Linked DNA regions of Mus musculus: region 1 is linked to region 2. Evidence: chromatin loops called from intact Hi-C (ENCODE). Cell type or tissue: left cerebral cortex. All regions are shown on one strand. Each heading gives the region's core, and the rest is flanking DNA. Links, peaks and the distances in the headings are about the cores only. Region 1 has its middle 94 kb from the start of Gm34430. Region 2 has its middle 38 kb from the start of Gm34430.

What was found. Hi-C counts contacts between places; a loop is a spot of excess contacts. Peaks named below come from ENCODE experiments on the same cell type or tissue, not always from the same donor. Only the 100,000 strongest peaks of a DNase experiment are listed, where the experiment ranks them.
Region 1: it touches region 2 in a loop (4-fold over the local background); 2 of 42 quality-filtered maps call a loop at or near these places.

Annotation. Positions count from the first base shown.
Region 1 is chr2:123,019,619-123,028,729 of GRCm38, forward strand. No RefSeq gene overlaps it. Among named protein-coding and RNA genes, the nearest start is that of Gm34430, 94 kb to the left of the region's middle. In left cerebral cortex, for the core only: no CTCF peak of the experiment used is centred there; DNase peaks (open chromatin) are centred at 3,837, 4,465 and 5,555; H3K27ac peaks cover 1,824 bases.
Region 2 is chr2:122,963,978-122,973,088 of GRCm38, forward strand. No RefSeq gene overlaps it. Among named protein-coding and RNA genes, the nearest start is that of Gm34430, 38 kb to the left of the region's middle. In left cerebral cortex, for the core only: a CTCF peak has its summit at 4,941; DNase peaks (open chromatin) are centred at 4,428, 5,073, 5,411, 5,986 and 2 more places; H3K27ac peaks cover 1,690 bases.

The DNA of each region.
Region 1 (9,111 bases), core at 813-8,812, 56 kb after region 2:
GAAGTTCCCTTCTATGGAATTCTATGGAATTCTTGCCTTTGGTGTGATTGGTCAAACCTAGGTCACCTGACCATGCCCAAACCAGTCATTATTTTTGGATAAGTGTTACTGTACAAACTGTCGGACATTTGTCTGGATTTCAGAAAACAGAGAGGGTACCTCTGAAAAACTGGGACTCTCTTAGGAAGCATCTAAGGAGAGATGCATGCTGGATAAGAACTAGATGATCTACTAAAGAGGAGCATTCTTCTTTACTCTTAGGAAACCTGGAACTAAAATCATTAATTCAGCTTTACATACGTGCTTTCCTTCCCATTCCAGCCCTTCTCTTACCCTCTTGTGGAAACTGTTACTGCTCTGAGGGCTCAATAATGGCCCATGTATCCTGTAAGTGACAGGTTATAGAAGAAGCACTTTTAACATGTGGTGCCCAGTGACCCTCAAAAAAAGTAGTCTTAATGTTTGCTTGTATTAGATCCACATGAGACTTAATTCTTTGAATAATATCAAATTGGAAACAAATTAAGAAATAGTTTTATTCTTTTGTCATAAGGTTTGTGTTTGGGGAAATTAATTGAAATAGAATACTCTCAAAAAATAATTTGTGTTTATTTATAATGCCTGCTGTTTACATGGACCAAAATTATACATTTTCATTTGCCGTTCCTCTGTACTTGTGTATGTGTGTGTAAATGTGGTGTAGGTGTGTGTATGTGTTTGTGTGGAGTGTGCATATAAGCATGTGGATTCGAGTGTTCAGATGTGTGTATGCGGAGGCACGAGGTCAACATTGGAGGAATTGGAATACCAATTCCTTAATCAGTCTTCATCCTAACATCATTTGGATTATCTATTTATTTATTTATTTATTTATTTATTTATTTATTTATTTATTTATTTGCCTCCTCCTCTATTTGCTCAGTGTGCTCCAGCGCTCTGCCTGTCTCTGCCTCTCCAGCTCTGAGACTGCCAGTGTATACCAGTATGCAGCATTTTTTTTTAAACTTTACTTATTTTTCTTTATTACCTTTTTTTTTTTTTTCAGAGACAGGGTTTCTCTGTATAGCTCTGGCTGTCCTGGAACTCACTCTGTAGACCAGGCTGGCCTTGAACTCAGAAATCTGCCTGCCTCTGCCTCCCAAGTGCTGGGATTAAAGGCATGTGCCACCACCGCCTGGCCTTTTTCCAATTTTTTATTAGGTATTTTCTTCATTTACATTTCAAATGCTATCCTGAAAGTCCTCTATACCCTCCCCACACCCTGCTCTCCTACCTGCCCACTCCCACTTCTTGGCCCTGGTGTTCCCCTGTACTGGGGCATAAAAAGTTTGCAAGACCAAGGCAGCATGCAGCTTTTATGTGAGGGCTGGAGATCAAATTCACGTCTTCACTTGGGCAGCAAGCACTGCAGGGGCTGAGCTTCTCCCTACTCTGATCTTTCTTTTATATTTCCCTGTTTTCTGAAAACTTGAGCTTTTTGCCTTTTTATCATTTAGGATGTGACTTTGGCATGGGGAGGGGGGGTCTGGTTAATTTCATTAATGGTCTTAAATTTTCACCTCCTCCTATATTCTTTATACCTATTGCCTGTGACTTAGGAGTTCCCCTCAAAGACAGCTTACTCATCTCATAGGGATTCAAATGGCTTTTGTTACTACAAGATACATAAAGTAATAGGGTTTATTTGGTTCAGCATTCAGGAAACTCTAGAACATGATGCCAGTGTCCTGGTGAGGTTTTTCTGAATTTGTCACAGTATAATGGAGAAGAAGAAAGAAACAGGCTGTGAGCAAAAGGGCCTGAGCATATGTGGCATGGCCTTGCTTCCTAACTCATGAGAACTGAACTCGCTCCACAGGTCCAGTATCAAGGTGACACCCTGTGACCTAATTATATGTCTCCAGGACCACCTTCTTAAAAATTTCCCATCTTAGTGTCACTCACTGTACTGCAGACTGAGTTCAGCGTCTGCAACTCATGTACTTTGAGGACCAATCTCACCTGGACTTTCATACCACATCATGTACTTTGATCAGTGGTGAGGCAGGACGGATCTAGCATTACTCTGGGGCCTGTGCAGCTCCATTCTTCCTGTGCCTCACAAACTTGCTGAAGGGTGAGAGGCTGTGTAAAGGACCAAAGGCCATTCCAATCAGCAAGTATTAGCTGCTTTCAAGACTGAACAAAAGATAAAACAAAAATAATATAACCATAATTACCACTACCACAACCAACAACACCACCAACACCACTGCAACAACAACAACAACAACAACAACAACAACAACAAAACATCTATAAAGTACTGTAATCTCCATAGTAAATCTTCTTGATTATTGCCAGATTTTATCATTCAAAGCATTTATATACTTTAGCATATTTTTCATGCCTTGTACTCTTAAATGTTCTCTCTAATGATTTCAAGTGTTTTAGTTCCTACAATTTTCCTCTCATCACTGTGTTGCCAAAGCTAGAGTTTTCTGTTGATATATTTATTGCAAATAAATTTTGCATGTTTAGATTTATAAATTGATTTTTATGACTTACTCTAAAAAGAAAACGACACTCTTGAGGAATATAGATAGGGAAAGACACAAGCAAACCAGAGCACCCAGCACTCTTCTTCATGAGCTTGACCAGTTGGTGTGTGTGTATGGGGCACGTGGAGCAGTGGGTCTGTGGTGATGTCAGGGGACTTTTATCTCAGACTGTAATGGTAGGGGACTTTTATCTCAGATACAGTACTATCAGAAAAGGTCCTGTAACTTTAGGTGAGCACACCAGGGGCTTCTGTCAGTGTGGTGCTCTTGAGGCACAGGACAGGAAACAATTTCTCTATAGCATCTCCTAAGAGCTACAGCAGGGCACAGCAAGGTAATTTCTATTTACTTGGGGCAATTCCTTTTGGTTCCTACTGCTCTAGCACCATTTTAATCATCACCAACTTCCACTTTAAAAAGAGTTATCCTCTAGCTGGCAAAGCACAGGGTGTTGCTCATGCTGCAGCAGGACACGGTGATGGTAGCTACTAGACTGGGCACTAAGGGATGAGAACAGGTGCATTTTGCATTTAGTGGTACCTACAGTGTTGAAGATACAGACTAATTATTTTGGTGTGCCAATGGTCATCTTCATGAATACAGACGACCTCCATGTCCCTCCTTCAAAGTTGTGTTCTTTAATAGAGACGTAGTAGCAGACAAATATGCTTTCTTGTCAGCTTTAGGACCAGCCATTATACCACCTAGTCACATAGCAGAACTCTGGGCTATCACATTTGTTTCACTAGAATAGAATCATTGTCGGGCATATCCTAGGGAAGCAACTTGGTGACTCACTTTAAACCCAAGTAGCATAGGCCTTAGTAGGGCCCATGCTAAGAGAACAATAGGAGAAGGATGTGGAGAGTGGCTGGCAGAAGCCCACACCTTTCCTGTGTTATTGACAGGTCACATGGGAGATGCCATTGCTTGATGGTCTCACTTGGATGTTGTCATCTCTCAAACAGCCTTCTGAAAGATCCTGGACATTTGTGCAGATTTGCAGAAGCTTATCCTGGGAAGGACTTTAATTAGATCTGAGGAAGCCTCAGTCTGTCTGTCTCCAGACATTTGTCCACTAAGCTATAGGAACCACCACAAGAAGGAGACTGTTTGGCCTCTGTGATTTAGTCTTGTCATTTTCTTGAACTAGTACTACAAGGTGTGATCAGCTGACTTCCAGTTCTGAGATCAGTAAGAACTACAGTAAGAAAAAGAGGTTTATCTGAGCAGTGGAAATCAGTCATTTCACATGAGTCTATATCTGTCTTCCCTCACTTGGATTCACTTTCCCTGGTGAAAATCTTCCAGGAGAGCCTCAGAAGTACTGGGTTGAAGAATCAAGGGAAACAGTTTTGGAAAAAGTAAATAGAAGTTGGCTATGTAATGGGACTTGAGTTGTGGAGGTTGGAATGATATGGTGGAGTGGATAGTTTTCACTCTTTCTGGAACTGAGTAGTTAGAGGCACGAACAGGGGACTATTTTGAACAACATCACAATAGTGTAGGCATGAGGTGATAAGGATTTAAAGCAGGATAGAAGCAGGACAGATAGAAAGAAGAAAAGTGATGTACAAAAACCAAAGAAACACAGAACATGCTACAGACTAGCCACCACCATGATGGGGTGACAGTGACAGTAGACAGAAACCACAGTGGGTGTGTTAACAGCAGCTTAAGCCTGACACCTTGCCATATGCCATGCACCAAGTTAGCACAGTCAGTTCAGCCTGCTAAACATCCTGAGAGGTAAACATTCTACTTACCAAGTAGTGGAGAGTTACAGAGGTGAGGTTGAGAAGTTTTATCATTCGTCAGTGGTAAGACTTACTTTGAACATCTGCAGAGCCCCAGGGACCAAGAAGTGTTATGGGAGGTTTGGTAGAGAAGATCATGAGGAGGCAGCAGACAGCTGCTTCCCTTCTGAATCTCAAGGTTGTGGGTGGCTCGTGGGAGGATGTGAGAAAATGAGTGGGCCTGGCTAATCAGGAAGGCATCTGGCATGTGACAGGAGAGGGTCGCCAATTGGATGCTTTAGGGACTTTGAATAGCTCGGGTGCCTGAAGTATTAATTTCAAAAAAACCAAGTGGTAAAATCACTTTCTGCCATCATTTGAAATGGGTGTCAAAATCCTATTAAAAAGCAGAGGATGACTGGAGACTCTGCACTCAAGAGGAAAAACAGTTTCTAGCTTTTGTAAAATAACTATTGAACATGTCAAGTATTTACTTTCCATTGCTGCTATAATGATGCTTCAATATCTCTCATGGAGGGATGAAATGGGGAGGGAGAAGCATTTATATAATGCAAAAATGAAATTATGATGCCAAATATTCTTCATAACAATTTTGAGTCAGTTCCTGAGCAGGTCTGTGGAGGCTGTTAAAATGTGAGATTACAGCAGAAAACCAATTTCAATATAAGCCTATGGAGATCCTATTACAACGTAAAAGTGAAATGTTGCTACTGTATGTTATACCCTTCCCCCAGAAATGGATAGAAAGCAATACAAGCCCTTCATGCCTATGTAATATTTTTGTCTAGCATGTATTTGTTGATTGAACAACATTCTCCAAAAGTAAGCTGACACAGCATCCCTACCTCAAATGCCAGTTATCTTACTGAGAATAATATTTTATTTAAAGGGATTATGCTGTAAGTCACCTGGGTAAATTTCAAAGCAATCAAATTCAAAGTATTGGGCTATAACTGGCTAACATAATTGAGAGTGAGGCAATCAGATGTTTAGTGTACTAATGATTCCCAGTCCTGGTGACGTCTTAGACTCATATAGGGGATTTGAAAGGATACCCATGTCCAAATTATACCCCAGAGAAAGTCTAATGTACTCTTTGTGGTTTCATGGTATTAGTATTCTAATGTTTAATACTGATTTACATAAACCCTCAAAGCCAGATTCAGCGGGGTCCTCTGTATGTGCTACCCAAAAAAATCAGAACGAGAACTGCCAGCCATAAGCAGAAACTGCATGCAAATTGATACAGTCACTTATGCCAAGTCCTCCCTCACCCCAGCTGCTATATCAGTTTCAAACTTCGATGGAGGAAATTTTGAGTAATGGGTGAGGGTAGAGGTGGGAGCATTTGAGGCTACTAAGGGAGTTGCATTTATAGTGGCTCACACTCCAATTTTATCTCTTACTAAAATCCTATTAGCCAAGCTAAGTATATTGCCCGACTCTAAGAGGATCATGATATTCTGGACCTGGTGAGTTTTCCTTCCTGCTTTGAGTTTAATCAGGGATCATTACTGATTAGAGTTTAAGCTGATCAAGTTGTGAGACTCCCATTGGTGCATCTGGTCCAGCTGTAACCATAAGATCCAAGTTTGCCAACTTGGTAGGGCCTTGTATCACTTGCCTGCATTGCTATAAGCAATGTAAAGAAGCAAATACACACCATCATCAACAAGCACTGCCACCTTAAGCCTTGGAGGGACTCTGACTTAGAAGGAAGTTATATCTAGGAAAGTAGAGTGCAGAGATCAAAGAAAGCTGGTTCCTTAAGACACTCTGTAGCCATGGCAGATATATGGTTTCCTTCTTATATGAGTTAATTTTAATTTAAATTGTTTAAGAATGGAGGAAAGTAGTTTATAATGTAAATTTACAATTCAAATATACATGTGAATATTTTCTAATGTTAAAATAATTATAGATATTACATATTTTTAGGTTTTTTTATACAAGGTCTTATGTATCTCAGACTGACCTTGAGATAGCTATGTAGCTGAGGCTGGCTTTGAACTCCTGATCACCTTGGTTCCATTTCTCAATTGCTGGAAAATGGGCATGCATATAGCACCGTGTTGTGTCCAGCAGGCAGACCACAACCTGGGTTCTAGCCTGGAAAGGCATTTTGGAAACCTGGAAGAGAAGAGGGGCTAGGTGGCGAGAGAAAGGAATGTAGCCAAGACAGTTACTCTGATCAAGGCTCAAATTTTATTGTTGCGACACTAGTTATGAAGGAAGGGGGAGGGGACCCGATTCCCGCCGAATAATCTCTGGTCCAGTAGAAAGGTGCACGTGTGTGGCTCCGCAGGTTCTAGCAGTGGGCGTGGCAGAACGAATGAGCAGGAAGCTCCACCCCTGAGCAAGCAGGTTTCAGGCTGGGGGAGGGGAGACTACAGCACCATACTCCGTTATTGGGTTTAAAAAAATGACTATTAAAAATGAGAAAAGATAAGAAGACTTCCAGAAAGTAGGTTTTATGACTTACTCTTTGCCTCAAGTCCTAAGTAAGTGTTTGAGGATGTATTTTTCAGTAATTCTTGGTGAATAAATTTAGATGGTTGGGAAGAAGAGAACATTCACAATGGAGTTTAGGGACATGACCAACCTATTTTCATGTCAATTCAAAGACCTTCAGCTAAGGAAAATCTCCAACTCCAAGTTCTCTCCCTTTAGTAAAGTTAAGAATTCGAACATTATCTCTAGAATTATTTCAGCACAAACTGAGAGATCATTGCTGCATGCTCTAATTCATATGTGGAGTTTAGCAGCAGATATTTAGATTTATGTATTTATTCTTGAGTACCTGTAGAATTAGTTAGGGGCCAGTGGTAGGGAGAGGGAGGTAAGAACTTAAAGGAAGGGGTAGTAGAACACAGGTGATATTTCGGAGGAGTGATAATGAGGAGTGTGGTGGTTTCAATAGGAATTACACTCATAGGCTCATTTATTGGAATGCTTGGTCATTAGAGAGTAGCATCACTTGAGAGGGATTAGGATGTGTGTCTTAGTTAGTTGGAGTAGGTGTGGCTTAGTTGGAGTAGGTGTGGCATAGTTGGAGGAATAGGGTCACTAGAGGTGGGCTTTGGGGTTTTAAAAATTCAAGCCTCCTATTAAACAATGGGGTAAAGAGCTAAACAAAGAATTTTCACTGGAGGAATATGGAATGACTGAGAAGCACCTAGAGAAATGTTTAAAGTCCTTAGTCATCAGGGAAATGCAAATCAAAACAGCCCTGAGATTCCACCTCACATCAGTCAGAATGGCCAAGATAAAAAAACTCAGGTAACAGCAGATGCTGGTGAGGATGTGGAGAAAGAGGAACACTCCTCCATTGCTGGTGGGATTGCAAGCTGGTACAATCTGGAAATCAGTTTGGTGGTTTCTTAGACAATTGGACATAGTACTACCTGAGGACCCAGCTATACAACTCTTGGCCATATATCCAGAAGATGCTTCAACATGTAATAAGGACAGATACTCCACTATGTTCATAGCAGCCTTATTTATAATAGCCAGAAGCTGGAAAGAACCCAGATGTCCTTCAACAGAAGAATGGATATAGAAAATGTGGTACATTTACACAATGGAGTATTATGCAGCTATTAAAAACAGCAAATTTATGAAATTCCTAGTCAAATGGATGGATCTGGAGAATATCATCCTAAGCGAGGTAACCCAATCACAAAAGAACACACATGATATGCACTCACTGATAAGTGGATATTAGCCCCAAAACTCCAAATACTCAAGATACAATTCACAGACCACATGAAGATCAAGAAGAAGGAAGACAAAAGTGTGGGTGCTTTGGTCCTTCTTAGAAGGAAAAAAAGTACTCACAGGAGCAAATATGGAGATAAAATGTACAACAAAGGCTGAAGGAAAGGCCATCCAGAGACTGTTCCACCTACATTCCATATACAGTTACCAAACCCAGAAACTATTGTACATGCTGACAGGAGCCTCATATAGCTGTTTCCTGAGAGGCCCTGCTAGAGCCTTACAAATACAGAGGTGGATGCTCACATCCAACCATTGGACTGAGTACACGGTCCTCAATAGAGGAGTTAGAGAAATGACTGAAGGAGTTGAAGGGGTTTGCAACCCCATGGGGAAAACCATATCAACCAACCAGAACCCCAGATCTCTCAGGGACTAAGCAATCAACAAAGGAGTACACATGACTCCAACTACATATGTAGCAGATGATGGCCTTGTCAGGCATCATTGGGAGGAGAGGTCCTTGGTCTTATGAAGGTTTGATAGATTCCTCAGTGTAGGGGAATCGAGGGTGGGGAGGTTGGATTGGGTGGGTGAGTGGAGGAACACTCTCATAGAAGCAGAGCAAGGGAGGATGGGATAGTGGATTTCCAGGAGTGGGGAAACCAGGAAAGGGGATAACATTTGAAATGTAAATAAAGAAAATATCCAATAAAACATAAGTAAAGATAAAAAACGTGTAGATAATATAACAAACAAACAAACTAATAATTCAAGCCAAGTCCAGTGGCTTGTTCTTCCTGCTGCCTTTGGATCTGAAAGTAGAACCCTCAGCTACCATATCTGTGTGTGCCTCTGTTCTCCTCACCATAAAACCATAAGAATAATGGACTAAACATCTGAAAATATAAGCAAACTTCAAATAAATGATTTCCTTTATATTAATTGTCACGGAAATGGTATTTCTTCACAGCAATAGAACATTGACTAAGAAAGAGAGTGAGACTTACATGGGAAGGGGAATGGGAGATTAGGACAGAAGAGGGGGAGGTTGGGGAAAGGGCAACTAACTCTTAAGATGTTTGAAAAAGCTATAT
Region 2 (9,111 bases), core at 843-8,842:
ATCAAAGATTTCAATGTGAAATGTGAAACACTGAAGTTGCTAGGCAAACTTGTCTTATGGTTTCATTGCTGTGAAGAGACATCATGACCCTAGCAACTCTTATAAAGGAAAAAACTTAATTGGTTCTGTCTTACAATTTCAGAGGTTTAGTTCATTATCATCTTGGTGAGAAGTATGGCAGCGCAGAGACAGACATGGTAGTGTAAAAGGAGCTGTAAGTTCTACACCCAGAAGGGTAGGCAAACAGGAAGTGAATGTCTAACTGGTGGTATGGCTTGAGCATTTAAGTCATCAAGACCCAGCTACTAGTGACATACTTTCTCCAAAAAACCCACACCTACCCCAACAAGGACATACCTCCTAACAGTGCCATTTACTATGGGTCTTTGGGAGCTATTTTTATTCAGACCACCATAGTACCCATGTGGAATAGGTGCAATAAGAACATTTTGAGTAGGATTCTGTTTGCCCAAGAATTAAGGGCAAGAATCAACAAAGATGACTTCATTAAACCAAAAAGTTCATGCACAGTTATAGAAATAAATCAATCCAGTTAGGAGGAAGCCCACAGAATGGGAGAGAATTTTTGACAGTTATTATTGGATAGCAGATTAATATCAGAATATATTTACATATTTACATTTACATATTACATTTGCAAGTTGTATATTTTTTTAAAAAGACTAAAACATGTATTACTGAAAATGATATACTTAGAAGTAGCTTATAGCTTTCTTCAAAAGGTTTCAGAAGTGAGAATTTATTAGTCCAGAGTCAAGTTTTTTGGTCTTATATTTTTCCCCTCACTAAGTGTAAAATAATTTCTCATGGGCATACTCCCATTAGCTAGCCTTACAGAGACCAATGCATAAAATCAGAATGTCAATGAATTAATCTGAAGCAAAGAATAGAACAGAAGAAAAAAGTAGATACTTGTGTCTTTTGGACAAGTTTTTTTTTCTCTTTAGCTCATTGTAAGGGAAACTAAACAATAAACAGAATATTGGATTATAAGCATAGATTAAAATAACATTAATTATAAAGTTTTAATGTTTGTGGCATAAATTTTTAATTAAATAAGGCAATCAGGGCCACAAGACATAGGCATGCCATCTTGATAAGAGGCGTCTTCTTATCTGAACTAAAGTTGAACAGTGTTGTTAAGATTTGCTTTGAATAACTAAATACACATACATATAAAGACATGTGATTGAATATACATGTATACATGGACACAAAGACATACAGACACATACATATACACAGAAACATGCAAGCATGTATACATTATAGGAAATTAAGTTATCAATATGCTTAATAATGAATAAAAATTATCTATGGAGAGAGACAGAGATAATTAGAATATATATATGTTTAGTGTATCAGCCCAATTTCTCAAGACCTTAGGACCTCATCATGGGAGAACGGGAAGCCAACAGTGATGTGTTCTAAATATAAGCAGATCTGCAATATTTGCCAGATCTGCAAATATTACCAAATCTGTAAAGATTGATTTTGCAAGACTTCCCCCCTTTTTATACCAGTAACTCTAACTCTCTCTGTGTCTCTGTCTCTGTCTCTGTCTCTGTCTCTGTCTCTGTCTCTGTCTCTGTCTCTGTCTCTCTCTCTCTCTCTCTGTGTACATATTGGAAAAAGAATTAAAAAAATCATTTTCTCCACTGTGATCTTATATTTAACACTCTGTTTGCTAAAATGTGTGTGAGGTTTCATCCATAGTCAGTTCCTCCACATATACATGACAAGCCCCATCCCAGACTGGCCATAGGATGAGAAGTCCCACACCCCCTTCCGTGCATTTAACCACTTGATGTAATGGTTAACAGAATGGAGAGACCCATATTTATTGGCTTATTATTTAATGAAGGGCATGATAATAAACATAGCAGACAGTCTAGTGATAAGTCGCATAGGTTGAAGCTTGAGAGTCCTCAGTGCAGGACTTTCTTTTGCCATGGAATTAGGGCACCAACGTCTGCACATTTGGATTGTGTTCTTGCTGGCTTACCCAGAAACACTTTGAACCCTACTCTTTCATCTGGCTTTAAAATATTTTTTCAGAACATTTTCATAAAACCAGGTGCTTGCAAGAAAAAAGTTAGACAAATGTCTTTTCTGGGGGTTGGTGGTTAGGAATGAGCTTTTAGAGCATTTTTCAAGTTGTCCTTGAACCCACACTCAAGTGATGTCCTGGTTCAGCACCTGTGAGAGTAGTGGAGACTGAAGTATGGGTAGCTGTCGCTGCATCTAGCTTATGTGTTTTCTAGCCTATAAATGTACTGGTTTCAGGCCTCCTAGCTGATAGCCATTGGTACAATATAGCAAAGACAAAGTTTTCAGGATTTGCTCCACTCCTTATTTTTTTGTAGATGCTAAAGCAATAGCAAGTAGGAGACAGGCTTGCTCTCCCCTTGACACATGGGAGAAGATGAAAGAGTAGAACAGTCAACTAGGCATCCCTGCCATCCCAACTACTTCTAAGGGAGGGCTCTACCTTATGCTGAGTCCTCAGGGTACTGTGGAATCAAGATGAAAAGACACTTCCCTGTGGGGTCTTCAGAGCTCAGTCTAGAAAGATGAGACAGCCAATGCAAGAAGTAGGGCCTGGGAATGTACCTCAATGGTAGAGCCCCAGGTGATGATAAGCATCAAGACATTGCTGAACCCTACTCATTAGGAATTCTTATGGAGGCTTCATCACATAGGCATGATGGGTTCTTAACCTATTCTCCAGCTCATCTCCTGTTCCAAGAGGGTGAGGTTGGGCTGAGAGTTCCAAGGTCCTGACCATTATCTGTCATCTGTCTGTCTGTCCATACAACCACATCTTACAGCAATTAAAGTCATTGGTCAAAACAAGGCTCTTTTGGTCTCTAAGGGAAGGTGCAGTATATTGTATCCTGGTTTTCTGGTTCTAGTTTAGATTCTTAAGTTATGTTGATAGGTCAATAGATGTTGTGAAATGAAGATGAGGGCTAACTAACAACACAGTGATGCCTCAACTGTCCCTCCCTGCTCTGTTACAGAGGTTTATGGGCTGGTCTAGTGAGTTTGTTCTCCTCTAAACTCTGAGTCTCTACCCACAACTAGGCTCTTTATTATGTTATAAATAATCTCGAGAAAAGGAAAGGGGGCAGGAACCAGGTGGGAGTGGAGTTCTAAGTTTGGAGAGAAAGGAGAGAGTTTGGAGTAAGTATGGAACAGAAAGTCACAGATGCTATTCCTACACATTTAAAAAATATGAACAAAACACGAGTCTCTCTTTAAGTGTTTTGTGTTTTATGTATGTTTTTTGGGGGATGACACTATTCTGAGATTAGGTAGAATGAAAAATTGTTTTTCTTAGGTTTATGTTTTGTTAACCTGTGTTTTTTAAACATATATATGGTTAGGATAAAGGAAAGCCACAATGGTACCATCTGAGAAGTGGGTTTTGCTCTCATCTCCAATCATGAATTTTCTAGATCTTTTTCCTGTGCGAACACAAGGAAGTGTGTATGGATAACCAATGCCTCGTCAAAAATAGACATCAAAGGGATGGGTGGTATGTGTATTGTTCAGAAGTACTGTTAATATTTAAAATGGTTCTGTATAACACATGAGTTTATACATATATGTAGAGTTGTCCTTTGATATCCTCAAAAGATTGATTCCACAATGTCCTGCAGATGTCCAAATTGAGAATGTCCTAGTCTCTTCCATAAAACAGTACAGTGTTTACAACCCTTGCAATCCTCCTGGGTGCTTTAAATCTTCATTGCAGGTTACTGATAACATCCTGCATGGTGAGTGCTACCTAGACAGGTGTTACATTGCATTGTTTGGGTAATAGTGATGAGAAAAAGGCCCTGTACATGTTCAGTTCAAATGCATTTATTTTTTCCTCAAATACATCCAATCTGCATTGCATTGACTGACCCATATATATGAAACTCACAAATACAGAGGCTGGCTCAGTGCACAGTTGCCTAATTAAGGGTATTAATCATGTTTTCATAAGCATCACAGAGGCATGAATGGCAAGGCATTGTGTCACTGCTATCTAAGTGCAGCTGTGTTTTGATGCAATTTGGTATTGCAGGTCACCAGAGGCCAATGCTGTCTGCCATTTGCTGTCAGTGGTCTTCACGGTCTCTGTTTCTTACAGCATGGCATGGTCAAAAGAAAAGGCAAATAACAGACAGAGTGGATCACCATGAAATGAAATCTGAGGAAAGGCCGAGAGAAAGGAAGATTGTCGCTGCTCTGCGGCCTGTGCTCAGTGACGCTGTTGGTTCTTTACGCACATCTCACATATAGCGTCTCTGCAGTGCATAGCCTGGAGTCCGATTACACAAAATTCCATCAAGAGGCCACGAGCAAGAGACACAGTGCAGACTTTGGAGTATTAGCTCAGAAAGCATCTGAATAGCAATTTCGCTCTCAAGGGCCCTCCACTGTACTTGCTCATACAACATTCGCATATTTTTTCATGTTCTCCCAGGTAAAATGAAAGTGGTTTCCTCAAGTGTGCCTGGATAACCATAGAGATGAAAGTCAGTTATCTCTTCTCTTGGTCTCCTCTCTGGACACTGCTCTTTACACAGCAGCTGTTTGAACCTCAAGCCTCTGGGAACCACATAACAAAGCCTGGCGGTGATTCTTTTTAATATCGCTGATAGAACTCCGGCACTAATCTTTTTCAATCATAGTTGGGTGGGGTGGAGAAGAAAATCCCAGATCGGAGAGATGGAAGTGATTCCCTCATAAGACATCTTTATTTATTTATTCAGGCTTTTTCCAGCTCTCTTCTCCATCTAGATCTGCCTCCTTACCATCCCTTCAGCTGAGAAAGTAATTATAGACAACACTGAAGAACTTATAAACACTTCCCAAGCCAATTTATGCTAGAAATGAGCCTGTAGGAAGGAAAGGGCTTTGCAGCAGTTTAAAAAAAAATCTCTGAGCCTGGCTGGCATGTCAGGACTAAGGATTTGATCCATAAAAATTTCCCAAACAGCTCTACAGAAATTCTAGCCATATGTTTGCAACGTTGAAAATGCATATCTGAATTGAGATAAACCTGGCATCGAAGCGCATGCCATCGATGCAAATAAACCACTTTCTCACAAACGCCATTTACTTAAATGAGGAGCTAAGTTAAATATGGAAGACTAGCAATGTCTCACTTCAGCAGACTGCCTGGAAGAGAATCTATGGTTTTGAATTGTGCTCGGGTCTCATCCTGCACTAGGCTGTGCAGGGTGGCTGAGTGTCAACCCTAGGTAGGTCTTCCTTCGTTGGGCTTGACTTTGATTCTTCTGATTATAGGGAGAAGCCTGTTTGCAGACATCTCGAGTCAAAGAGCAGGAGAGAGGATTTAGTTATCGTTTGTTTCCTATCACATCTCTGTCACATTGCCTTCAGATAATATCTGCTGAGTCAGAGGCAGCCTCCCACATTTTCTCTGAATTCAAACTTGCTTCAGTCACTTCTGTGATTTCAAGCTGGCAAGCATATTAGCATACACACAGGGCAGAAGTGTGTTGTCGGCAGCCTCTTGCAAAGGCCATCAACCTTCTGGGAACTGTCAGCTAGCTACTGCAGCAAAAGATGGGGAGGTGTTCTGACCTCAGTATCTCCCTTAAGCCTGACAGACTCCAATCTATAACTTTCTTTTATCACATGAGAGTAAACAAAGGATATTTTCTATTATTATTATTATATTATTAATATTATTAGATTTGTTTTTTTACTCATGCATGTGATTATCAAGCAAGCAAAATTCCTAATGAAAATACAACCAGGAAATAATTGTTAAGGGTTAAAATTTTCTTTGTGAAAACCACTATAATGCTTTGCATTATAGCATGTTGTATGATCTATAAGTTCTTGGCAGCACTTTGCTTAAGGACAGGTGTCCCACCTGTGAGAAGGAAACACCATTACAGGATGGAAACAGAAACCACATGATCCCTTTAGAAAAATGTTCCAGGGCTACCCTTTGCGAGTCCACTCAGTAATGGTCAGGAGCAGAAAGCCTTAAGAGATAGGTTGAACCGAGTACTATTGATTAGAGGAACTTGCTTCCTGAACATAATGGCATTTTAAAATGCATGCTGTTGTAAAACTTGGGTATATAGTAATGTCAATAAGTCAAGAGATAGTTATCACTGAAAAGGTAGTCTGTCACTCACAGTTCAGAAGGGGAATGGGCATGCTGTGACATAGGGGGCACATAAAGATGCCAGTTAGTAGTCCAAGGTAGGTGAGGAGTTTCTGCCAGAGAACATGACCTAGTTTAAACAAATTCATTGATCTCATTGCGTAGAGAGAAACTTTGTGCTGGATGGTGTTTGACCTCGAGGGTAATAATGGCTGGTGTCAGTCTGGAGAGATGGCTCAGAGGTTAAGAGCACGGGCTGCTCTTCTAAAGATTCTGAGTTCATATTCCCAGCACCCACATGGTGGCTCAGGACCATCTATAAAGGGATCTGATGCCCTTTTCTGGTGTTCAGGTGCATATGCAGCAGAGTGTGGATACATAAAACAAAAAAACAAATAAATAATGGCTGATGTGTAGTGTTCCGGAGTGAAGTCTGACAGTCTTAGGGAAAGTGGTTGGAGATGTGCGTTCTGGGTTAGCTGGTTTGCTTTTGAAGCCTGTGCTTCTGGGAGGAGATCTCTTCCTGAGGATGGAGAGTGACAAGGGCAGATAACACAAGGTGGTTAAGATATTGAATTGCTTAGACTAATGTAGGTCTTCCATGCCTAATTCAGAAGGCATGCCTTATTTATTTCCCCTCGTTCTCTCTCCCTCTTCTGGGAAGCTGGAAAGATTGACAACTTGTATACCCTGGGGTTTTTCCTTTAAACACTAAGATTGTTTCCAAGTTTCCGAAAAACCCAACCAAACAAAAAAGAATAGGGTAGAGTTGACATATGGATACAATGCACATGTTAGAGCAAGTTCACACAGAGGCACAGTCTGTGGAGAATACCAGAGACAAGTATTCTAGAATCAGAATATGTAAGCATGAAGCTTGGCTTCTCAATACATATTGGTCATGTAATGTATATACATTTTCACAATTAATTGAATGGATACAATAACCCAAAGGTTCAGAATTGACTTTATGCCCCATTTTATATTTGGTATAAGTGAGGCCTAGAGAGAAAGGACAGATGTGATTCTTAGAATAGTACCTGGCAAGTGCCAAAAAAGTGTTTACAGTGTAATTACTATTCTCATGCTTTTCATTTTCTAGTAATCTAAGCCAGCTGGGAACCTGTTTACACACATCTGATGGGTGAAGTCAGTGCTATTACTATCTGGAACACACATTTATACATGGTGTGCAATTATACAACAAGGACCCTCCAGACTTTTCAATGAAGCCAGTAAGTGACATGGTAGATGGATCTGCTTGGAAGCACTCACATGCAGAAGATGGTTCATTTACTGGCCATGATGAGTTCAGGGTGTGAGACTCTGCAAACATAGCCAGGGTGAATACTTTTATCTGAGAAGCTTTCTGTAGCCTTAGCCTGGGTACAGAGAGAATTTTCCTTCCTTCACCATTAGAAGTTGAGTCTTTACCCAAATACCACATCCTCAAGTTAGGCTTCTAGAGTAGAACTAAACCTAAGGTCACGAGGACAGATTGGATGAGACAATTTACAATTGTGAGACACCTTCACAATGTGACAAAGGTCAGGAATGCACAGGCACAGTATGGACCAAGCAGCACAGGCTTGAAGGGGCAGATGCAGGAGATTCATCAGAATTCCAAATGGGGCATCCAGCCCACACCTGGCTGCTGTCCTTATTTGGCTCCTCTGAGTCTTGGCTATATTTAAATCCCAATGTCTGGGACATTTCTGCTTGTTTCATCTGAGATTTAAATAGAGGACTCTTAGGTTATTCAAGGAAGAACAGATTTGTAGACAATAGCTTCTAGTGTTTAACCATTTTTCACTCTCTTTAACTATCTTCTTTGTTACATTTGAATTTTAGGGGAGTTGGGGAGGCAACAGATGCCTTTATCCTTCCTGGATATTTTCCTTGGTTATCCAGCAAGCATGTATGCGTAGCATGACTGCCAGGTCCTTTAACGTAACACTTCCATATGACTGGATTCAGGGGGAGAAGGGGCATTGTGTGAGGATGACCCTTTGGCAGGGAAAGCTGAAATAATTTGGAAAGCTTGTGTTATGTGCTCACCTGGTACAGACTTTTTTCCTGATCACATGCTCATAGACAGTGGTGTGAATGACCCTGTGGGGACTGGTCTGGGTTCAGAATGTTCCACTGATCTGATTACAAGGAAACCGTGACAGTGAATAATTAGGGCCCTAGATGCTGCTTCTAGCAACGACCAATGTAGTAATCACTCTTCCTGAGAAGAGTACCTGGTAGTCTGGAAACTAGTGAACGGAGCCTGGCAGATACAGGATGTATGTTTTAGAGAAGCATAAGCCTAAAATAGCCAGCAACACCCCAGATTCGATTTGCTACATAGTAGTATTTTAAACAAGGCTCTCCCATCTCCAAGTTCCTTGGTGTATTAATAGGTCTTCAGAAGGAGTCCAAATGAGAGCATTGTGTTCTTCAGGAGAGCAGAAATGATATGTATGTAGTATATGAACGTTTGAAAGATGTTAGTTGCAGTTTTATGTCATATATAATTACTTAAAATATATATTTATTTATGTTTTATTAATTCTTTGAGAATTCCATAGTGTATTTTTATCACATGCAATCACCTTCCCCTGATTGCTTTGAGAGCTACCTATAATTCACCATGTCATCTGAAATTCTAGTACTCTTTTAAAAGAAAACAATTCACCAAGTCTAGTTTGTGCTGAGCATATATTCCAAGGTGTGGTGACATCTACTGGAACATGGTAGACCTACTAAGGCCCACACCTTTAAGGACAATTGGCATGCCCTACCACAGAAGCTATCAACTGTCAATAGTTCCTCAGTTAGAAGGTAGCTCTTGAACCCCTTCCCATTCCACGTCGGGCTATTGATTAGCTTGGTCTTGTGAGGTTCTAGGGAGCAGGAAGAAAGTGATTGGTTATCTCCTTAGCATCTGTGCCACTACTACA